5 separate regions of the Homo sapiens genome follow, and all the other regions are linked to region 2. The links are chromatin contacts, found by Hi-C or POLR2A ChIA-PET in ENCODE. All regions are on one chromosome and are shown on one strand. Each heading gives the region's core, a stretch centred on a gene start or an enhancer-like site at or near the end of the contact. The rest is flanking DNA. Distances are from core to core; before and after follow the strand shown.

Region 1 (4,364 bases), core at 527-3,026, 5.6 Mb after region 2:
CAAACTGGGACATGTGGTTTACCTAAATTTGTTTCTGAGGTTTAGCCTGGCAAAGATGTGAGTACATTTTGTAATAGAGACCACATGGTAAGAAATTTAACCCTTTCAGAAAGAATAAATGTCACTATCTTTCCATGTGCTGGCAAGAGGAATTTAGCATCTGATTTGAATTTTATTTTGGAAACTAAATTCTAAGGGAGATTCCACACCATTCAAGAGCTTCAGCAACCACCACCTTGTGGCAATGAACATGATTTGCATCTAGTCAACTCAGTTTGCAATGTGGTGTCTTAAGGACTGCCTGTGGCTCTGCGTAATATTATCATGGAACTGAATATTGCCATGGGACTGAATGCAAGAAAAGAGTAGGTGGATTCGGAGCTGAAGTGGGAGAAGGCAGGATGACAGGTAGGAAGATGTTCGGTCTCCAGTATACCCATCGCCCTGTACTTCACAGAGGGTTGCTGGGTACCTCATGGCCAAACAGGGTATCAGCACTCCCTGGATGGAAATCATTTGGTGTATGCTTCACTTAGGAAGAATTGATATCTTAACAATATTAATTCTTCCTATCCATGAACACGGAATATTTCTTCATTTATTTAAATCTGTGAGATCTCTTTCATCAGCTGTGATTGATTCCTAGTTTAATTCTATTGCAGTCAGAGAACATACTTTGTTCTATCCTTTTAAATTTGTTAAGCTATGTTTTATGGCCTAGATTGTGGTCTATCTCAGTGAATGTCCCATGTGAGCTTGAGAAAGAATCTATATTCCGCTGTTGTTGAACTAAATATTGCATAAATGTCAATTAGATCAATTTGATATTTTTCAGTTCAACTATATCCTTGCTCATTTGCTTCTGCTGGATGTATTAATTACTTTTTAAAAATGGTATGAAAGCATTCTATTATAATACTGAGTTTACCTATTTTTCCTTGCAGTTTTATCTTCTTTTGCCTCACATATTTCGGTGCTCTGTTTTTAAGTACATACATATTAAGTATTGTTATGTCTTCCCAAATAACTGATCCCTTTAACTTTATGTAATGTCCCTGTTTATACCTGATAAATTTCCTTGTTCTGAAGTCTGCTTTTCTTGAAATTAACATACCTACTTCAGCTATTTTTTTAATTAGTGTCAGCCTGGTATAGCTTTCTCTATCCTTTTGCTTTTAATGTATTTTCTTGTGGATAACACACGATTGGGCTTTGTTTGTTTTTGAAATCCATTCTGACAATCTCTTTTTTAATTGGTGTAATCAGATTATTCACATTTAAAGTGGTTATTGATACAGTTGGATTAATATCTACAATGTCTGTAACTGTTTTGTATGTGTCTCACTTGACTTTCATATCTAATTTTGAATTTGTAATTTCATATTCTTTGCCTTAAAGAGAACGCTTGCAGATCCCTCAAAACCTGGAGACACCCCCCACCTTGCACACATTATACCGGTATGTGATGGTAGAAAAGCTGCACATCAGTCTTGGCAGGCAGGGCAGGAGGGATGCAGGGATTCACAGATGCGACTGTGCAACGCACAGATGCACTGGGTCTTTGCTTGGTGGGTTCGAAGCCTCCAGACGCTGACAAACACTGCAGCCAATGAGTGGGTTCCTATGGTCCGATATGGAGGGCAAGGGGCGGGACTCCCTCCTGCCTCTCCCTGGCTGGGTTCAGAGCCTCCGCGGAGAGACTGCGTTGGGCCCAGAGTGGGCGTGGCTTACGTGTCCGCCGGCTTTCCTGGCAGGCCTGGCGGGGGGGCCAGGTTGCCATGACGACCGCGGCTAGGTCGCGGCAGACTCGGTTGGTGACTCCGGGCGCGTCGAAGATCTTGTACCTGTCGTTCGCAGTGGCTCACTTTCCCAGTAATCCATAAGAACAGCAGGGATAACAGGGTCCCATGTCGTTTTTTTGTCAGAATTCCTCGACTGGCGACCCTGTGCCCGACAGGCTGCACCGCGCCCGGCGCACTGACTCCGGCCTCTGCGCGCGCCCCCTGGCCGGCTCCGGGGTGGGGAGGGGGCTTCGCAGATCCCCAGAAAACCGCCCGGCGAGCCACGAGCCCGTGGACTGCAGGCTCCGCTTCCTCGCGGGGTGTTCACTTTGTATCAGTGTGCTGATTTGCCGCCAGTTAGAAGCACCTTAAAAAGGGGCCGGGGGCCGTAGGAGGGGGGCTTGTCTGAAGGAGGCTCTGGGCTTGCTGATCCACGCAGCGGTTTGTCGCGAGGCTGCGGGGGAACGGCCCACGGCCGCGGTAACAGGGCTTCGTCTTCTTTGCAGAGCCATGGGCAGCAGGAAGAAGGAAATTGCCCTGCAGGTAAGCCTCAAGGGGCGCTAGCTTCCAGCTCTGGGTTGGGCTCGGGGAAGAGGAGGGTGATTAGAGCGGGGTTGCAGTATAAAAGTGACATTCTGTTTGCCAGCAGTACGTGACAGTGTTCTCAAACTTGAGTGATGTACCCTTCCGTCTTAAAGGGACAAAACTTATCTTGGAACCCCAGTGATGACAAATTTTACGCAAACAAAATTAATGCAAACAAAACTGAGTAGAAGCTGTTTACATTTATAGTGCTTATACAACCATAAAACCTAAACATGCATTAAATAAAACTATAAACTAAGAAAATACGAATCAACATAACTCGATGTGACCGTTATTTTGTTCTTGTTGAAATACAACTGCAGCTTGCACAGAGAATACAGTATAGGTTCTTTTGACTTTGGGCATGAGTCTGTAACTGTGTGCTCTGTGGAGACCCAGTTTTCCCACCACTGTTCTCATCAAATTTCACTTATTAACAAATATGTTTTGAGATATATTATGTGCTGGACATATGTTATATAGAGTGTCTTACTTCATTTGCATGTGGGACAAGTGAATTCAGAAGCCAGCAGCTGCTCTTCTTCTTGGTCCTGGACAATAGATAGTGGTTGATTCTGAAGTGATGGTAAAAACATGCAGGCATAGACCCTGGAATTAGGAGAGAGTGCTTGGTCATAAGGAGATCAGCTGGATGATCTGCAACATGGGAACATTTTAAAACGAACTTAAAATGCCTCATCATCAGCTGGCCCCAGTAAGATGCATACCAAGGCTACAGCGCCTCCTAGATAATAGAGCATTAGTGGTTTTGAGACATCTGGTTTCTCTCTTATTGTCCTCAGCAGGACCAGCAGTTTGCATGTGGATTTCAAAAGCCTAGTGGTTTAAAAAAGAGGAAAGGGGAAAGCAGCATCATTCTAAGGGTACCCCATGCTGGGGGTGGGAGGGGTGTGGGGTGGGGTGGGGTGGGATTTTTAGACTGGAAGTCAGAAGACCTGATGTAGTTCTTGTGTCCTCTATAGCCAACTGTGTCTTTGACTACATCACATAACCTCTCCAGGCTATAGCTTGCCCATCTATGGAATGAGGATGTTGTGTGAATTATCCCTAAGGGCCTTCTTCCAGCCTTGATATTCTAGGATTCTAGAGTCAGAAGCCACTTCATACGTGAATGTTCTGGTTGAAGTAAATTCTGATCAACTGGTCCTACCATTCATTGCTGTGTGACTCATTTCCTCAACTCTCTGGCCTCCGTATCCTTTACGTAGACAGGAGGGATGATACCTGTCCTGTAACGCCTGCAGAGCTGTGATGAGACTCCTTTAGACACTTCCTGGCTGGTCTGATGTTGTCTGTGGTGTCTCTAATGTTATTGCCCCATATTATGGTCATTTCATGTGTTGATGCCCTAGAGCTCCTATGGGGGTAATAACTTTTGTTAGCAATGTTGTTATTTTTTCATGTGTATTACTCAGAGCTCTGAGTACAATGCAGTACTCAAACTAAGTGCTCCCTCCTGCTGAAAGGAGGAGAGCGAGCAGCCTCCCCTCCCGTCTTCTACTGAGGCATCTGTGTAAAGGTCACCTCTCTATAAGGTAAACCCCTTGAAAGCAATGCCTAAAGTTGGCCAACCCAGGAACCTTGTCCTCTCTCTCAGCAAGGTTATTCAGGGTTCCCTTTATAACTGAGACAGGCAGAAATCACAGGACATCAAGGGACAGTCTGGGTAAAAGGTGCCACACATTCCCTATTCATTCCCTACCAAATGCAGGCTTAGTGAAGTCCGGATAGTTCCCACACTGTTCCACTCTTGCCTGGCTCCCAGGGCTGAGATTCTTCAACTGCCCAGAGTCCTGGCCCCAGAGCTGGTGGGACTCACTCCATGACAGGGGTGGGCCACAGAGAGCTGCTGGTGACTTAAGTCTGAGCCTCTGGGTAGGGGTGTGGGGCCCTTCCGAACGCTTCTATCACCTTCCTCAGGACTGTAGTTGTGGGCCCAGGGTTATGTCAGTCCAACTCTCTTATTTCATTTAAGAC
Region 2 (4,862 bases), core at 391-2,890:
AGACCGAAGTTAGGCCAGCCACCAGCGCCAGAAAAGGAAGAGCGAACGCGGTGTAGAACACTTCAGAAGAACTAGGAAAGGTCCAAGGGCTCGTGAACAGTCTGCGCCGCGGACCTGCAAGCCCCGGCAGATAAAAGCAGAAAGGCAGGGTAGAGAGCGGAAGGAAACTCGCAGTAGAGACATTTTGGGGAGTGTTAAGAGACGCACTCCCTCTGGCGTTGAAAGATCCACAGTCAAATCCGAAATGCGCCCGAATCTAGGTAACAAGAGCAGACTCTCCATCAGCGGGGTCGCCCTCGGCCTCCCTGCACAGCCCCGGGGCTCCCCCGGAGACGCCCCTTCCCACGCCTGCAGCCTGGCCCAGCCCGGCCGAGTCCGAACTGGCGGCAAGCGCTGGCTGAGCCACTTCTCCCGACTCTGATTCCCACGCGCGGCCCCTCCCAGGACGCCCCCTGCCCTGGCTCCGCGCCTACCTGTAGCACCAGCGGCTCGGGGTTGAAGGCCAGGGTCAGCAGCAGCTGCATGCGCTCCGAGTCCTTGAGGTTGCGAAGCAGGAAGCTGCCCGAGTCCTTGGTCTCCGCGTAGCGGCGCACCAGGCGGTCGAGAAGGCGCTGCGAGGGGCAGTGCACCAGGTCCGACCAGCCCTCCACCGCCTCGGGCGTGAGCAGACGCACGTCGCCGTTGAGGCGCGCGAACTCGGTCCGGGGCATGGCCTGCAGCAGGTCGCAGCGGGGCCGGCCGGTGGCCCGCTTGCAGATGCTCTGGTCGAGCTGCGCCAGCTCGCGCTGCGAGCCGAGGCGCTTGAGCACCACTCGGCGGCGGCCGCCCTCGCGGGGCTCGCCGTACTGCGCGAAGTACACGTTCTTCACGTTGAGGAAGTCCAGCAGGCGCAAGCGGCCCCACGCCTCGAATACCACCTGCCCGTTGAGGAAGCGGCGGCACCAGCTCGTGCCGAAGCACGCCGGGCACTTATTGAGCTGCAGGAAGCGCCGGTCGGTCAGTTCGTTGCGCTGCCAAGAGGCGAGCAGCGACGGCGAGTGCAGCACCATCAGCACCAACAGGCTGCCCAGCGCCGCCAGCTTCAGCGAGCGGGACAGGCGGCCCAGCTTCGGGGGCACCAGGCGCCACATACCGCCCGCCCGCCCGCAACGGGAGGGCGAGGGCACCCCCGGGGCGCCCCCGCCGCGCCAAGACCCGGAGAGCTACCGGCAGGAACCCCGGGCGAGAGAAGGAGCTAGCGCGCGGGCTGGGGCGGAGGGCGGAGTAGGTGTGTGAGAGAGGAAGACGGGGAGCGGGAAGGCGCGGGCCTGAGCGGGCTGCGACTTCTCCCAGTCACTAGTCTCCACAACTCTCGAGCTCCCTCCTCCTAGCTCCCCGCCCTCCGACTCCGGCGGCGCCTCCTCCACGCCAGCCAAGTTATAGAGGAGCGGGAGGGGGAGGGAGCGCGGGGACCCGACGGTCGCGCGCCCGTGCCCGCGCGCACGCGCACTGCTGGCTTCGCACAAGAGCTGCGGCGGCAGCCAGCCACGACAAGTGGGGTCTGCGAGGAAAGGAGGGACTCACGGAAGGGGAAGAGGAGCTAGGATGTCTCACACCCACAAGCAGCAACGCACGTCTCAGAGCCGCACACCCTTGCTTGTGCGCGCTGGCTCTCCTGAGACCAAGAAGGGGAGCCGGGGGCGGGGCCAGAGGGGCGGAGCGAGCGCGTCGCGCGCCGCCCGGAAAGCGTAAGCGGGAGCTCGCGGGAGCGGGTGTGGGGGCGGTTCAGAGAGGGGGAAGCTCGGGCTCTTGAGGTGGGGGCATGAACTCGCGGTTTCTGGTTTCAGAAAGAGTCTTAATTACAGTCATCTTTTATGATTATTGTGGTTTACTGGTGCGTTCCTTTCACTATTGTGGAAACGGCCCTTTAAGGGAGGAGGGAATAAGAAGAAATGAACTGAGGAAGTCTATTGCAAATCCTTCCCTCTGGACGGCGCGCGAGGCGGAGGCAGAGCTGGCGCGATTGCCTCCCCTCGCCTTATATGGGTTGGGTGCGCGCCTGGGGGGTGGGGCGAGGCCGGGGAGTGCCCGACGGGGGCTTGTGTTCCCCTCAGCTCGTGCTCCTCGCGGTAGGGGGTGGGGCCTGTGAGGAAGACGGTGAGAAAGGCTCGAGTAGTGGCGGGTTTGTTGGAGCTTCATCTTTGGGGTTGTATCTGTAAAATCATTTAAAATTTTCTTGAGTGAGCACAAAATAAAGTTCTCAAGCCACCGTGTTAAAGGGAAAATAGGATGAAGGGGAACCGACGCGGCCTGGTGTCGCCAGGACGTCTGCCCCAAGCGCCGCGAAGAAGCCGGGAAGAGTTTGCCAGGCTTGCCTCTGCTGCCCGCCGGCTGCCCTAGCCCGTCCCCGGAGCCCTGCGGTTCCTCTCCGCAAAGCTGATTTCCCGGTGCCGCCCCTGAGGGTCCCTGAGGAGCGGGCCGCGAAGCGTTGCCCTGGCGGTAGCCATGGGGACCCGGGGCTGCTTGGTGCTCCGCACGGTCACGTTGACTCAGTCACCCCAGACTGCAAAAGTAAGGCGCAGATGCCGCACGAAAGCACTGTGTTTAGGGATAAGTTTCAGGGGACCCGGACTGTTTAGCAGTAGCGCTAGTAGATACATTATTATGCTATTCACTTTTAGTGCTAGAGTAGTTAAAATGAGAAGTGATTTTTAGTCTGAGGGACAGGTGGTTCCTGATACGTTATTAAACAACTGAGTCTTAACTGAGTTAATTTTAGGGCTTGAACAGTGCTTTTAGAAGACCATGGTAACTGGCATGTGTAGATCAACTCTACAGCGGGTTAATAAGAAACATCTATACCAGGTTATCAAAAGTAACAATACTTTCAGTATTGTTTAATTGTAACAGGTATTTGTTACAAATTCTTATAAGAACTCAGATTTTGAAAAAAAAACTTTGAGAAATTTAATAAATTCAAAATAGACGTGATTTTGTAACGATTTGCATTGAATACGGACAGACAAATTGAAATAATATTCAAAGCTTTCTAGAAATTGACTTACTGTACTTAAGTTTGGCTACTTCTGCCTAGTGCCTTATGCCGCCTTTGGTGGGAATTTTATTTAACTTGCTTTCAAATATCCCCAAACTCCATATAATATAGAGTTAAAAGCTCAAGTGAGATTTTCTTAGGAAAAGGAGTTTGGTGTGATGGTTCTGGAGACCTGTGCTGTAGTTCAGCTGTGAGGCTGCTGCTGCTGCTGAATTGTAAACAAAGCAAGTTATTACTTAACTACAAATTTCTTCTTTCTGACATCTTTTCTATATGCCTCATAAATTTGTTCGATTAATAGTAGACAATCTATTTAGAATTGGTTTAAAACAATAAAAGTACTACATAAGTTGCCATTAAACTGATTAAGCTGAGAGAACCGGGGCATAGTGAGACTATTTAGGTAACTAGTAACAGGATTAAGGAGGTACCTGTACTGCTTCTTTGTATCGAATAGGTCTTTGGAGTTCTTAAACTATTCTCAGCCTCCAGATGCTTGGAATTGTATAGGCATCATTTGAAACATGGAAATAAAACACGGTTACTAGTCTACACAATTTGAATTTTGAAAAACATTTGCTCTGCATCTAAGTAGTTTACATTTGTTTAAAAGCTCTGATCTTTTCAGTTAAATTTTCTAGATGTTTATCAGGAGAGATAGTTTTCAAGAACTTAATACATTCATCAAAAGGAAAAAAGTCTTAGAACTATACAAGATAAACATATAGTGTTCCAAAGTGCCATATTAAGGTTTGCAAAATATCTCTTAATTGGGGCCAGGCACGGTGGCTCACCCCCGTAATCCCAGCACTTTGGGAGGCCGAGGCAGGCGGATCACGAGGTCAGGAGATCAAGACCATCCTGGCCAACACGGTGAAACCCTGTCTCTACTAAAAATACAAAAATTAGCCAGGCATGGCGGCGCACGCCTGTAGTCCCACCTACTCGGGAGGCTGAGGCTGGAGAATTGCTTGAACCCAGGAAGCGGAGGCTGCAGTGAGCCGAGATGGCGCCACTGCACTCCAGCCTTGGCGACAGAGCAAAAACTCCGTTTCCAAAAAAAAAAACTCTAAGTGAAGGTTAATGTGCATTACTCACCTTTCCTATAAACTACAGGATGCTTTCAACCAGTGGATCATTTAAAGTTCTTGACCATTATTTTAAGTAATGGCAAATAATGTAATTTCCAGTGCATTGTAAAATGTCATTTTACAGTAACTATCACTGTTTTAAATATTATCAGATGGAATTAAATACCATAGTAGTTTGATACTAACATCCATTTTGATAGTCAAAGTTTTACATTGTATTACTATTCTATTCTCTACTGCAGTGGTTCTCAGCAAGGGACTGTTGCCTCCCAGGGGCCAGTTGGCAATGTCTGGAGACATTTTTGATTTCATAAACTAGGGAGTGGGGTACTACTGTTGTCTAGTGGGAACATGCCAAGGATGCTGCAAAATATCCTACATTGCAAAAGACAACCCCCAACAACAAGAAATTAACCCACTCAACATCTCAATAGTGTGCTGTTGAGAAACCCTGACTAACAAGAATTCTATATAGTACGGTTTTAGGCATAAGCCTTATTGGTTATCCTTTCCTGCAGCAAAAAATATGTGTATACCGTTGTCCCTTGAACAACACAGGTTTGAATTGTACTCATACATAGATTTTTTTCAACCAAATGAGGATCAAAAATATAGTATATGCTGTATATGAAACCCAAGGACAGCTGACTTTTACTGTAAGCAGGTTCTGCAGGACTAGCTGCAGAACTTGTGTATGAGAGGATTTTGGTATACCGGGGGTCCTGGAACCAATCCCA
Region 3 (4,487 bases), core at 375-2,874, 5.6 Mb after region 2:
CAGGAGAAGCTCTAAGAACCGTATCCGAGAAAGTGCTTTGTTCACTGCTAAGCTTCTGACACGAGTCAGTTATTAATACCCACAGCTCACTGCCTCACACTTCAACCCACCAGTGAATGTCTATAGTGAATAATTATAAAACAATATATTACAAAACTCTAACACAGGCTGCACCAGAGCCTTCCGAAGCCCAGGACAGCCACGTGGCCAAAAGCATGGACTTCAGATATGATCTTGGGCAAGCTGTTGGCTCTTTTTCACCCCAGTTCCTCCATCCTTTACAATAAACAAAATCCTTCTGGAGGTGTCTTGTCAAGAGGTGTCTTGTCAAATGATGAGCAAATCCACTTCAAGTGCCTGGTCTTTGGAAGCCCTGTTGGTTGCTGTTATTACAGTGGAGTTTCAGAGCTCTTAAAGTCATATCTCCATCTTACTTCTGCTGCCAGACAAACCTCTGGAGGCCACGATTCCGAGCCTTGTCAGCCACCCTCTCTGGTCAGGTCCAGGACAGAGTGAGTCCTAGAGGAGCAAGGCCAGGGAGGTTCCACACCATCAGGGGCCATTGGGGAGTAGGGGCAATGGCAGAGCTCTATGATCAAGGCCCCAGTGGCCTTGATGGACTCTGTCCACCTCTCCAGACTCCACTTTGCCCCAGGCCAGAACAGACCTCAGCTCTAGCCAGAGTCTAACTGGGTGTCCAGTGTATACGCTGCGGCCAGCCAGACATTAACTCCTCTAGGCGGCCTTCTCTCACCTCCCACTCTGCAGTAGGGACCCCTAGGGGCTCCCACAACCCCTGGGCTTACCGAATCTCAGCACTTACCACACTGGCTTGTCACTTTGTGCTCTTGTCTTCCCCGCAGGGCAGGACTGGCACCGTGTCTGATGCCTCAGCCAGATCAGTTCAATGCATGAGCCCAGGCCCTAGTTGTGACCACAGCTCCAGCTCCCCAAACCTCCGGGGGCAGTGAAGGGTTGTTTATGAAGCAGGCTGCGTTTTATTATTCAGATGAATTTGTCAACTCCCTGGCGGATCCCTCCCCTCGTTAACGCCATCTTAAGGCGGGGGGGTAAAGAGTCCCCCACCCACCCACCCATCCCCCGCCGCCCCGTCCTGCCGCCCATCTATCCACCGGGTTCTCGCCCAGGCAGCCAAGGAACTGTAATTACCATGAAAGGGTCTCTCTGAGCGGCGCGCAGGCCCTCCCCACTGGGGTCTTGGTCGTGGCCGATTTCACGAACGCACACCGTTACGCGGGAGCCCGCGATGGGGGCAAAACGCCACGCACAGCCGGTCCCAGGGCGCACCCCGCAAGCGGAGAGCGCGGCCGAGCCCGGAGGGCGGCCACACCTCCCGCCCCGGAACAAAGCGACGGCCGGGGCGAGAGGCGGCGCGGCCGGGCCCCCTCCCCTCCAAGGCCGCCCGACCACTCACCGCGCGCTCCAGCCCCGGCTCGGCTACGGCACTCAGGCCGCCCCCTCCTAGCCTGCGCCGGTGAGGAGGCAGCGTCGCGCCCGCCGGGCCCCGCGGCCGCCGGACTGACGGCTCCCCGCCAGCCGGCCACTCCGGTCCGTCCCCGCCCCGGCGCCTCCTTAAAGCGACCGCGCCGCCAGCGTGCGCCCCGAGCGCCTAGCGCGCCGCGCATTCCTTATATTGCCACAGCGCCTGCTAAAAATAGAGCGCCGCTGCGGGCGCGCCAGTGGGGAGCCCGGGCCGGGTGCCTCGACCCTGTCGCCCCCGCGTGCACCCCGGCCCCCAGGACGCGCGCCTACGAAGTCCAGCCCACCCGCGCCGAGTCCCCTGGGCCCGGCAGGGCGCGCTAGAGCGCCAGGGGCTGGGGTCGGCGCCGCAGCCTCTCCCGCGGCCCAGCACTTACCCGGGTCAGATCCGTGGTGCCGGGGAGCTGGCTTTAAGGTGGACGCCGAGTGGGAATTCGACTCGGCCTCTTTAAGAGCCTCTGCGCTCCAACCTTTAAATCTCCGCTCCGGCCGGGCCAACTTCTGAGCCTAGGGACGCCTCCCCAGTCCTAGGCGAACCTCCGCCGCCACCTTAGCTGCATTCCCTTCGAATCCTGAGACGTCTTTCTTCCAGATCATGCCCCAGCGTCTCTCCCCGCAGGCCTTCTGGGTGCACCGTTCCAGGGCCCAAACTTCGTTGGGATGGATGCGACGGGGACAGGCGACACTCGCGCACCATTTCATTGTTTCAGTTCCGCTAACTCCTCTCCAGCGGCGTCATTTTCCCCCCGTTAAAAAAATAAAGATATAATTCAACACCATAAAATTCCACCTTTTGAAGTGTACAATTCAAGCCGGGCGCGGTGGCTCACGCCTGTAATCCTAACACTTTGGGAGGCCGAGGCGGGTGAATCGCCTGAGGTCAGGAGTTCAAGACCAGCCTAGGCAACATGGTGAAACCCCGTCTCTACTAAAAATACAAAAGTCAACCCGGCATGGCGGCACGTGCCTGTGATCTCATCTACTCGGGAGGCTGAGGCAGGAGAATCACGTGAACCCGGGAGGCAGAGGTTGTAGTGAGCCGAGATTGCGCTACTGCACTCTAGCCTGGGCAACAGAGTGAGACGCTGTCTCAAAAAAAAAAAAGTGTACGATTCAGTGGTGTTTAGCATATTCACAAAGTTTTGCAACCATCACCATGAGCTAATTCCAGAACATTTTCACCACTTCCCACTCCCCTCCCCTGCCCCTCACAAAAAGAACTACCCGTTAGCAGTCACTCCTCATTCACCCCTTTCCTCCGCCTCTGGGAACCACTAATCTACTTTCAATCTCTATGGATTTCCCTATTCAGGACATTTTCTATAAACGGAATCATACAACATGTGGCCTTTTGTGACTATGACTAGCTTCTTTCAGTAACCAATGTTTAATGATCTATTCATGTTGTAACATGTAGCAGTACTTCATTCCTTTTCATGACTGAGTAATATTTCACTGTATGTCTATACGTTTTGTTTATCCCTGCATCACTTGATGGATATTTAGTTTTCTGCTTTGGGGCTACTGTGAATAAAGCTGCTATGAATATTCATGTACAAGTCTTTGTATGAACATATGCTTTTCTTTCTCTTGGGTATATACCTAAGAGTGGAATTCCTGGATCATATGTTAACTCCATGTTTAACTTTTGGGGGAACTGCCAAACTGTTTTCCAAAGCAGCTGCACCATTTTACATTCCCACCAACAACATATGAGGGTTCCAATATCTCCACATCTTTGCAAACACTTGTAATTGTGTGTCTTTTTTTATTCTAGTCATCCTATTGGGGGCGAAATGGCATTTCATTGTGGTTTTGATTGTCAGCATCATTTCTGAGGACATTCTTTTTCTGGGTGGACCTCAATGACTTAGAACCAGCTTTACATGTCCAGGGAACCCACTCCCTTCTCAGGTTTGCCCCAGGCCTAAGGGAGCCTCACAGTGCTGCTGGCTCTGCCTGCCATGCTGAGGCTCTTAATCCCATGCAGGCTTCCTTTGGCATCCCAGCCACCCATGCAGCCATTTGGTGGGAGCTGCTGTGCACCCCCTGTGCCTCCACTCCCACCTGCTGCTCCAAAGACCCTGTAGACCCCAAGTGTCCCCCAGGAAGGGGACAGCAGGTTGGGTGCCATCAAGAGTATCTCTCCTTGGCAGTAGGGAGTAAAAGACCTGGTTGGGGAGAAGGCTTGAGGGACAGTAGTTTACCTCGACTGTCTAGGTTTGCCCTGGAACCTGACTCCCTCAACCCCCTCTATTTACCACAGAACTTGGGAAGGCGGGCAGGGATCTGTACATCCTGGTGGCCTGTCAGCCCCTCGTGGGCTCCCCATGTAAGAGATGTCCTCTCTTGGGCCCTGACTGGCACAAGACCCTGACCATGCCCTCAGCTTGAGCTGAGCCAACATCTATGCAAGAGTCAAAGAGATGTCTTTATACTGCTTTTATACACATATCTGTAATAATACCTCTTCTCAGAAATGGAACTTAAACAGCTAATAGTCATACCCAGGTACCTGGGATTCTCCTTTTTTTTTTTTTTTTTTTTTTTTTTTTTTGAGACAGAGTCTCGCTCTGTCACCCAGGCTATAATGCAGTCGCATGATCATAGCATCATAGCTCACTGCAGCCTCGACCTCCCGGACTCAAGACATCTTCTTACCTCAGCATCCTGAGTAGCTGGGACTATAGGTGTGCACCACCATGCCTGGCTACTTCTTGTACTTTTTGTAGAGATGTTCCCGAGGCTGATCTCGAACTCCTGGGACTCAAGCAATCCACCTATCTGGGTCTCCCAAAGTGCTGGGATTACAAGTGTGAGACACTGTGCTTGACCTACCTAAGATTGCCTAATGGTGAGAGTAAATCTTGCAGATTGCGATTGCGGATGGGCTGTTCCATTTGAGCTGCCTCCTCTGCTCTTTGAACCTTGAAATACAAGTTGTGGCTCAGTTGCTGGCAAATGGGGGCTTAGAGAACAGAGCCACT
Region 4 (4,483 bases), core at 1,754-4,253, 5.7 Mb before region 2:
GCCACATTTTCCTGGTTAAGGCAAATCACTGGCCCAGTCCAGATTAAGTGGAAGGGGCTACGTAAAGGTATAAATAACATGAGGCTGGGCCATTGAAAGGCAGCAACGCAGCAGAGAGACTACCACAATATTATTTCCAATTTGTAAATGAGTAAACTGTGACTTAGGAATGCTAAGCTACTTGCATAATGTAGCAGATAGAGCCAGCTTCAAATATTGTGTTCTAAATCAAATATCAACAAATAAAATGTGTATGTGTTTTCACCTAGAATCCTGTGGGGTGGGTACTGTTATTGTCCCTAATTTACAAAGGAGGAAACCCAAGAATAGAGAGCTTAAATGTCTTGTCTGAAGTGACTCAGCTGTTTTGTTCCAGAAATTATACACTTATCCACTGTGCTGCCTCTTACGGGCAGTACCTGATACATACAAGACATCTGTAAATGTTATTTAATCTGAAGCTGTTGTTGGAATGGCTGGGACAACAGCAAATCTTTTGAATTATTCACTATTACATCTTATATGCTATTTGGGAACTGGGAGTTTTTCAGTTATCCTGTGTTAAGGGCAATTTCCGTTTCATACATCTACTTTATCTGTTGCACTATCTATTTCTTGAAGCTTGGAAAGAAACGAAGACTGCATCCTTGCCCATCCAGTTCCAACCCAGATTCTCACTGCCCATCTAATTCCAACCCTGATTCTCACCTTTCTTCGGGAGTGAGGACTTTCCTAGAGTAGGGCTGGCCTCAAGTTTTCATCTTTTAATCATCAAGTCAGCCTTGTGACTTCTGAATTAGTATCATTAGGTTCCAGTCACTTCCTCTTGTTCGATAGCTTATTTCCCCTGTTGTTGCAACTGTGATGGCTTCTGAGAGTAGCTTGCAAAGATTCTACTTTCCAAGGAGTGACCTGTGCTAGTTTCCCCTTTCCTTTTGCCAGTCCTATGGGCAGAGGACTTGCTGCACAGAATCCCAGCTACTCGGGAGGCTGAGGCAGGATAATTGCTTGAACCAGGGAGGCAGAGGTTGCAGTGAGCCGCGATCATGCCACTGCACTCCATCCTGGGCAATAGAGTGAGACTCCATCTCAAAAAAAAAAAAAAAAGGATGATACGTGTATGCCTGCCTTAGTCTAAGATGGCCCTAATTTCTTCCAGTCTATGAGGAGTCTGGAATTGGAGCCACCTCCAAGTACAGATAACAGGGGAAGTGGCTCACTTTGGTGGTTCTGTTTTGGATATGGATGCAGCCATTCAGGGAGTGGCCCCAAAATTCTACCTTTTCCGAGGCAAAACTATGAGTGGCCTTGTCTTTTCCTTAAACTTTTCTCCTCCAAGGCAGCTCCAGATTTTAACTTCGACTTTATTTTACCCTGTAAAAATATTAAGGCAGGCTGGGCGCGGTGGCTCATGCCTGTAATCCCAGCACTTTGGGAGCCTGAGGCGGGCGGATCACCTGAAGTCAGGATTTGAGACCAGCCTGGCCAACATGGTGAAACCCCATTTTTGCTTTTAAAAAATACAAAAATTAGCTGGGCGTGGTGGCAGGCGTCTTAATCCTAGCTACTTGGGAGGCAGAGGCAGGAGAATCGTTTGAACCCGGGAGGCGGAGGTTGCAGTGAGCTGAGATGGAGCTATTGCACTCAAGCCTGGGGGACAAGAGGGAGACGTCACTCAAAAAAAAAAAAAAAAAAATTAAGGCACAATACGTGAACTTGAAGAACATACAGTTCTCTTTTATTTAACAAACACTTACGTAACCAGCCCGGTGCTGTGCGAAGTGCTTTACATTGTCTCGTTTGATTTACTTAATAAACTCCTATTTGAATCAAATGGGGTGGAGTAGGGGCTTCCTGGAATTTGGCTTACCTCGCCATCTCCCCCCACCCTTTCCCCTCAGTGGAGAGGCAACCAGAGAGAAAAGAAATTGAGCTGCTCTGAAGGGCAAGGCCTCCTCCTACTTCCCGCAGCTGTTTCGCCAGACTTGACCTTCTTCCCTTAGCTAGAGGCAGGGGGTCTCCATCCCTCGCCCAGATCTAGTTGGTGGGAAGGTGGGTGGCTTTTTTCGGGTCACTGGCGCACCCTCTCTACTTCCAGCCACCTGCTCGGGTTCCATCCCGGCTCCAGGCTCCCCGGAGGGCGGCAGGGACATTCCAATCCTCCCACAACCCTCACGGATGTTGCGGGGGAGGGGGGTGCAATTGCTCTTCTCTTCCAACACCCAGCTTTTTCTTCTCAATCTCTAGTGGCCTGAGTCACCCCCGTAGAGGAAATTAAGGATTGATGAATGGTTTGAAAGTTGTTTGTTTACAACCCACCCGTTGGCGAAGCCGCATCTCCAGTGACAGAGGCACTTTCTGGGCACCGTCTGTGCTCTAGCAGACAATTGAGAGCCAGGCAGCCAAGATGCCTCCTCGCCAGACCAAATATGGTCACAAGAGCTAAGCAGCCTCTCGTGGAAAAGCTGGCCTTGTTGGTGTCTCCCCGCGCCGGGGCGCACCCGGGCCGGCCTTCGGGCAGAATCGCGGGTCAGTGCGGCGCTCCGGGTGCTGCAGGCCTCGGCGCCTGGCTGCAGGGGAGGGCGCGGTGTCCAGGACCGGCCCTTCCTAGGCCTGAGCCCCTCATCCGCGTGCCCTCCGCCACCCCCGGCCTTGGTTTCGGTCCACAACCCCTTGATGAAACAGGCTCAGGCCACTTTCCCTTTGATCCCGCCCCAAGTCCGTGGTAAACTCAAAGGAATGCAGATGCAGGTCTGAGCGGGAGAGGTCCGCGCGGCCGGGAGGAGTGGGTGGGGGGCACCCGTCTCCTCTTACCCAGTAAAGTACCCATCACGCCCAGGGTTTTCTGGAGCCGAGGTGGGAGGAGGAGGAGGAGGAAGAGGAGGGGCGAGCGGGGGCTGGCCGGCTAGGGACTAGGAGGTCATACATAATTCAACAGCTCAACTTTCGGGCCCGCCTCTTTCCTGGGGGTGGGAGTTTGCTCCAAACTTTGTTTATGGGACAGTCCGGGAGCTGCTGCGGCCGCGCTGTCTGCTTCTCCTGCGCCTCCTTTTCGCCCAGCACTAGCGCCTTAGGCCAGCTCGGGGGATGTGAGAGCCGAAGCCCTTAGACTGCCAGGCACAGAGTCGGGTCGGGATTTGTCAGCCAAGCCTCGGCTCCAGCTCCGCAATCTCGGGACTCACCCGAGCGACCCAGGCCCGACGGCAAGTTCGGGCGGGACGGCGGCCGCCGCGCGCTCAGGCTCAGCTTCGCTGCCCGCCCAGGTAGTGCCCGCTGGAGCTCGCGCGCTCATCCGGCACCACTCCAGGGCTCCAGGCTCCTCGGGCTTCCGGAGTCGAGACGTGGTGGAGTTGGCTCGGGCTGAACTTCTTTCGGGGGGCTGCCTGTCCTGGAATCGTGCGACCTTTCCTTTGCCATCCTGCGGTTCAGCAAGCCCCGAGTGCAGTTATTCCCTCCACCCCTCGCCCTATCTTCTCCTCCTCCAGGCAACTTCTTTGCTTCAAGAAAGTTGCATAATTCTCGAGGCCAGGAGGGACCCCTCCCCCATCCTGCTGGTCTTACCGCTGAGTGTCTGGGATCTCCAGGCGGGCAATTATCTGTCTCCTCGTTTCCTTTTCCCTCTATTCTTTCTCCCACCATCTCGCCCTCTCACCCTGTAACCCTCTTACCCACTTCCTCCGACTTTAAATAAAAGGCTGATCTGACCTTCTTTTTGCAGAAGATGAATCCGGCCTCGGCGCCCCCTCCGCTCCCGCCGCCTGGGCAGCAAGTGATCCACGTCACGCAGGACCTAGACACAGACCTCGAAGCCCTCTTCAACTCTGTCATGAATCCGAAGCCTAGCTCGTGGCGGAAGAAGATCCTGCCGGAGTCTTTCTTTAAGGAGCCTGATTCGGGCTCGCACTCGCGCCAGTCCAGCACCGACTCGTCGGGCGGCCACCCGGGGCCTCGACTGGCTGGGGGTGCCCAGCATGTCCGCTCGCACTCGTCGCCCGCGTCCCTGCAGCTGGGCACCGGCGCGGGTGCTGCGGGTAGCCCCGCGCAGCAGCACGCGCACCTCCGCCAGCAGTCCTACGACGTGACCGACGAGCTGCCACTGCCCCCGGGCTGGGAGATGACCTTCACGGCCACTGGCCAGAGGTACTTCCTCAAGTAAGTCAGCCTGGAGCCGAAGAAGGCACCAAGTCACAGTGCCCAACGCGCGCGTGTGTTCGTGTGTGTGTGTGTGTGTGTGTGAGAGAGAGAGAGAGAGAGAGAGAGAGAAAGAGAGAGATGGTGCGTGTCCTTCCACGGTTATTTCACAGATATGGAGAGCTGGAAGCAGGGAGTGAGTCTCTGAGTGTTGGAATTGTAAGGGATCAGAAGCAGGGATCAGAAGCAGTGGTGAAGTTCATCCACCATAAAACACACAGGTGACTTTGCCTTGAATCTGCAGGACTGAAGCCAACTCTTGGGCACAGACCCTTAGTCCCTTCCTTGGCCA
Region 5 (4,694 bases), core at 2,195-4,694, 5.8 Mb before region 2:
AAATTCTGGGGTGTTGTAACATTCTATTTCTTGTTCTGGAGTAATAGGTGTGTTTAATTTGAGAAGATTCAACAATGAGTATTTAAAAAATCTGTACCCTTTTCTGTTTGCATTTATAATACATTTTTTTAATGAATTAAAATAATTTTTTAAAATGTCAGGAGCTAATTCATGCATTTGGTGCCAGCTTTAGAGTCATGAGAAGGTGGCTGGTGTGAGTGAGGCTTGTCACCACGTTATTGTCCTCTTGACAGTATAGTGAATTGAGCTGTAATTCCTTGCAGGGGGTGATAATATTTTATGTGTCATTGAAACACAGCTAAGGAAATATCCTGTGCAAGGATTCTGGGCTAGAATACCTAAGAAGGAGAAAATAAATGGGAAAATATAAGAGAAAAGAAAGACGTATGAGCTGGAGGGGGATAGAAAGATGCAGAGAGAATGTGAGGGGATGATTGATATGAAGCCTTGTTCTCTACCAGCATCAATTGAAAAAAATACTGAGTATTTATTATTTGTTCACATTCACCCTGGAAGTAAGATAGCATGAAGTGACATTAAGACTGTATATATTTATAATGTAAATCTAATTGTAGAGCATTAGTATTAACATGCACAGGATATGCTGGGACATTTATTCTCAGCCTGATTCTTTTAAATTAGAGTTAATGTACATTCCCTATGCTTCCTTCTCATTTTGTTCATTCTCCAAGTATTGCTACTCATCACACTGTATGGAAATTACTTCATTATCTTTCTCCCTCACTTTTCTGACACCTCCTAGAGGGCAAGGACATTGTTTTATTCATCTACAAATTGCCAAAGCATAGCATATCTTTGAACCTTTAAGGAATTGCTTAATAAAGTTTGTTAAATTAAATGAATGGCTTTTAAGATGATTATTTGTGAATTTATAGGAGCATAAAATCTGCTCCTATAAAATGTAAATGCTGCTGTTTGCTTAATTCTAATTTATTGTTTCATTTGATCATCAAAATCAATTTTTAATGTGAATTTATTAGTTCATCTGAGCATCATAACAGCCCTGCATGGCACAGAAGGGCAGTATTAAAATGCCAGTTTTACAGACGAAGAGGCTATGGTTATAACATAAAAACAACTTATTAGAAGTCATACAGGTAGTGTCAGAGCCAGATCTGGAATCTAGAGTTTTGAATTTTCACTCAGGTAATTTTTTCTAAACAATTATATCACTTATGGCAACAGAAGTCACTCTATAAATTATCCTGGGGTGTTTTAACTCCCAGGCTGGTTTTTCTTGGATATAACTTGGTTTCTTTCTTTTTTTTTTTTTTGACAGTGTCTGACTCTGTCACCCAGGCTGGAGTGCAGTGACTCAAATCTTGCTCACTGCAACCTCTGCCTCGCAGGTTCAAGCAATTTTCATGCCTTGGGCTACCAAGTAGCTGGGACCACAGGTACATGCCACCAAGCTTTGCTAATTTTTGTATTTTTAGTAGAGATGGGGTTTTACCATGTTGGTCAGGCTAGACTTGAATTTCTGGCCTCAAGTGATCCTCCCGCCTTGGCCTTCCAAAGTGCTGGGTTTACAGGCATCAGCCACCATACCTGGCCTAACTTGGTTCCTTGACCACCTTTTTTAGACAGCCTATTGTGCTACTCCCTAGTCTCACCTTCACCTCGCCTGTCCTCACTTCATTCCCTGAGATTACAGACAAGAAAGGCCATTTCATATTGGCATAATATTGTGTCTATTTGCAAATTCATTTCAGCATTCCTACTCCCTATATATGTACAGTTCTTGAATACCTCTTTTGAATCAGTTGAAACTGGTTTTTACTGTAATCTCTCATTAATTACAGAATGCTGTAATTCTCTCATTAATTAACTAGTTCAATACATTTTTTGACATGTGTTCATTGTACACTTGTAGAAGAATCATGATTTTACCTTTTCTGAAAATTATTCTTTAATAATGGATGTTTTCTCAATAATGTGTGAATAAAGGCAACTTCAGGAAATGATGCAATTTTTGCTAATCTGCAATTCACAGTCTAAGTAAAAGTTGTGTTCTCTCTGCAAATGCTACTTCAAGAACTAACTAATAAGTTCAAGGACCTGTCTTTCTGTGTCCCAGTGGAAGAAACAATTTCAGTCAGATGTGAAGGACAAAGTAGACACAGAGAAGTGAATTGAAAAACTCTTCCAATTTTTAGTCTGCCTGGGAGACTCAGAATATAGAGTTGTCTCAAGCCTTAGATAGAAAAGACAGATATGAAGAGTCTTCTTCCCTTCCCCTCTCTTCCTCCACACCCTCCATTTTCAAGGGGTTAAGATTTGAAGAATCATATTCCTATCAATTAGCAACTTTATCATCTCTGATATTTGAACCACAGCAGGTGAGAAGAGAGTTGGAAAAGGAACTAAATTATCACAGGCGCTAAATACTTTTTAAAAGGCATTGCTCTGGGCCAGGTGTGGTGGTTCATGCTTGTAATCCCAGCACTTTGGGAGGCCAAGTTGGCTGGATGACTTGAGGTCAGGAGTTCAAGACCAGCCTGGCCAACATGGTGAAAACCCGTCTCTACTAAAAATACAAACATTAGCCAGGCATGGTGGTGGGCGCTTGTAATACCAGCTACTCGGGAGGCTGAGGCAGGAGAATCGCTTGAACCCGGGAGGCAGAGGTTGCAGTGAGCCGGGCGACAGAGCGAGACTCCATGTAAAAAACAAAACAAAACAAAACAAACAAACAAAAACATTGCTCTGAATCCTGTAAGCATCGGTCATTGTCATCATTATCTTTATCCTAATTTATAATCACTCATAAAACTTGTCAGAAGCTTTCAGCTTTCAGGCTGTTATGTAGAAGGATGGGCTTTGCAGCAGGTAAGTGAGGGATCCAACCCTCTCCATCTAACTCTGTCACAGGCTTTGTCACATAATCTCTGGAGCTTTGTGTCTTATCTGTAAAAACAAAGCCATGTTTGTTGAGGATATTAACTGAGATACATTTAAGATAACATAGAAGCTCTGGAAACTATTAGCTTTATAAAAGTGTCAGTTGCTGGACTTGTCTATCAGTTTCCTTATCTCTAATGGAAATTATAATGGAACCTACCTCATAGGGTTCTTCTGAACTCCAAATGTATTTAATAAATGTAAGAACACTTCCTGACACGGTTAGTGCTTAACAAATGTGAACTATTGATATTATTAATGTATGCTCCACGAGGGGGCGTGTCGGATTTGAAACACCTTTTCATCTCCCATAGAGCCTAGCACCTTGCACCCAGCAGGCGCTCACTGCATCTTTGCGGGATGATTTCAATGTTCTGACCTCAGCCTGCGCTGCAGGGAACGTCCGAGTGTAACGCGTTAGTTCGTAGGCCGGAACCCAAAGCTCCGGACGCTGCGACGCCGGAGCCTCTAGGCGCCGGGACACGGGCGCCGGAAGTGGCGAAGGCGGGGTCGGCGCTGCCGGGTGAAATCGTAGGACAGTGAAGATGCTGCTGGAATTGTCCGAGGAGCATAAGGAACACCTGGCCTTCCTGCCTCAAGTGGACAGCGCGGGTCAGCGGGCGTGGGGGCGGTGTTCTGTGGGCTGGGGAGGAGGTCAAAGGCAGCGCCTGGCACTCAACAGCCTTCTGACTTTCATTGCAGTGGTCGCCGAGTTTGGGCGGATTGCTGTGGAATTCCTGAGACGCGGCGCAAACCCAAAAATCTACGAAGGCGCCGCCAGTAAGAAGGGAAAGGGGAAGGCTCCGCAGGCTTCTAGGGCGGTTGCGAGCCATTCCCTGTCTCCCGGGAGAGAAACGGATTATTGCGAGTCCTAGGGTCTTGTTCCGATTGTAGTAGAATAAAACCAGCAGAGCTCTTCAGTCAGGGTGCAAATCCTGCCCGTCCCTTAAGTAGCTGTGAGATTGTTAAAGCTTCTATTAAATCAGTTTTCTCATGGTAAAATGTACATAATACCACCTTACTTTCAGAAATACTGAAAAGTGTTTTGTATAAATATACCAAAGTCTGTGGAATAGCTGGGTCAACTGTAAATTGCAAGTATTTGGTTATCATTATTAGTTGTTCAGATATCCGCTTTTGCTAAAAAAAAAAAAAAAAGTGTTGTTTTACCCCTGGGTAAGAGGCAGTCTCTGGGATTAAGTCAATCCCTGTCGAGTTCCTCTTCTGCCAGACTTGAAGGAGCTACGTATTCAAGAGAAGGGCTACGCACCTGATACTAGTCTCCACAGTTCTGCATTTTGTTAAGGTTACTTGGTGGGAAATACCAAAGGCATTTGGCTGGGAGTGGAATGACAAGGAGCAGGAGCCTCTGGCCAACTTACTGTTTTTCATGCAGTGTTTGAAAACATGTAATAATGAATAGTGTTTATTTTTAAATACAAATATGAACAAGATAAATACTACAGTAGTAATTTATTTGCTCGTTTTTACTTTTCTTTCTCAGGAAAACTCAATGTGAGTAGTGACACTGTCCAGCATGGTGTGGAAGGATTAACGTATCTCCTCACTGAGAGCTCAAAGCTCATGGTAAGGGATTTTCTGGACTGTTTTGTGTTGGCTGGATTCTTAAGAACGGTCTGGTGTACTCTACATCATAGTCCTGGCAGGTACCTGTGTGTTTTAATAATGTTGTTAATGGTTTATAATTGATTTTTTGAAGACATACCTAAAAAATAAAAATCATATCATCT

Evidence for each region. Hi-C counts contacts between places; a loop is a spot of excess contacts on that map. ChIA-PET counts read pairs that join two places held with the same protein, here RNA polymerase II (POLR2A). Pooled maps may share reads with other maps.
Region 1: a map of CD4-positive, alpha-beta T cell shows a loop between it and region 2 (9-fold over the local background). The contact joins the promoter of NME9 here to the promoter of DIPK2A in region 2. A Hi-C loop is called at or near these places in 2 of 168 maps with a recorded cell type or tissue (CD4-positive, alpha-beta T cell and CD4-positive, alpha-beta memory T cell) and 4 of 50 pooled maps.
Region 3: a pooled map shows a loop between it and region 2 (2.4-fold over the local background). The contact joins the promoter of MRAS here to the promoter of DIPK2A in region 2. A Hi-C loop is called at or near these places in 2 of 168 maps with a recorded cell type or tissue (CD4-positive, alpha-beta T cell and CD4-positive, alpha-beta memory T cell) and 2 of 50 pooled maps.
Region 4: a pooled map shows a loop between it and region 2 (3-fold over the local background). The contact joins the promoter of WWTR1 here to the promoter of DIPK2A in region 2. A Hi-C loop is called at or near these places in 3 of 50 pooled maps. POLR2A ChIA-PET finds 5 or more read pairs at or near these places in 2 of 52 experiments (OCI-LY7 and activated CD8-positive, alpha-beta memory T cell).
Region 5: a loop to region 2 is called in a map of naive thymus-derived CD4-positive, alpha-beta T cell, with 11 times the contacts of the local background. The contact joins the promoter of COMMD2 here to the promoter of DIPK2A in region 2. A Hi-C loop is called at or near these places in 1 of 168 maps with a recorded cell type or tissue (naive thymus-derived CD4-positive, alpha-beta T cell) and 7 of 50 pooled maps. POLR2A ChIA-PET finds 5 or more read pairs at or near these places in 1 of 52 experiments (activated T-cell).

The regions. Positions count from the first base shown.
Region 1 is chr3:138,327,263-138,331,626 of GRCh38, reverse strand. NME9 (NME/NM23 family member 9) reads left to right here and starts at 1,776. Exons shown (of 11, transcript NM_001349018.2): 1 at 1,776-2,324. The coding sequence starts at 2,292. LOC124909438 (a long non-coding RNA gene) reads right to left here and starts at 1,694. Exons shown (of 2, transcript XR_007096113.1): 1 at 1,457-1,694.
Region 2 is chr3:143,968,601-143,973,462 of GRCh38, reverse strand. DIPK2A (divergent protein kinase domain 2A) reads right to left here and starts at 1,640. Exons shown (of 3, transcript NM_173552.5): 1 at 474-1,640. The coding sequence starts at 1,130. RefSeq lists enhancers at 1-164, 1,173-1,753, 1,805-1,894, 2,165-2,274, 1,754-2,334 and silencers at 315-554, 1,045-1,694, 2,025-2,074.
Region 3 is chr3:138,345,716-138,350,202 of GRCh38, reverse strand. It overlaps MRAS (muscle RAS oncogene homolog), which reads right to left and starts at 1,624. Exons shown (of 6, transcript NM_001085049.3): 1 at 1,436-1,624. RefSeq lists an enhancer at 1,157-2,112.
Region 4 is chr3:149,656,545-149,661,027 of GRCh38, reverse strand. It overlaps WWTR1 (WW domain containing transcription regulator 1), which reads left to right and starts at 3,003. Exons shown (of 7, transcript NM_015472.6): 1 at 3,003-3,263; 2 at 3,719-4,152. The coding sequence starts at 3,722. WWTR1-AS1 (WWTR1 antisense RNA 1) reads right to left here and starts at 2,818. Exons shown (of 3, transcript NR_040250.1): 1 at 2,320-2,818; 2 at 709-1,650. RefSeq lists enhancers at 2,150-2,359, 2,920-2,989, 2,597-3,176 and a silencer at 2,530-2,689.
Region 5 is chr3:149,751,239-149,755,932 of GRCh38, reverse strand. COMMD2 (COMM domain containing 2) reads left to right here and starts at 3,444. Exons shown (of 5, transcript NM_016094.4): 1 at 3,444-3,555; 2 at 3,646-3,723; 3 at 4,448-4,530. The coding sequence starts at 3,489. RefSeq lists a silencer at 3,219-3,288.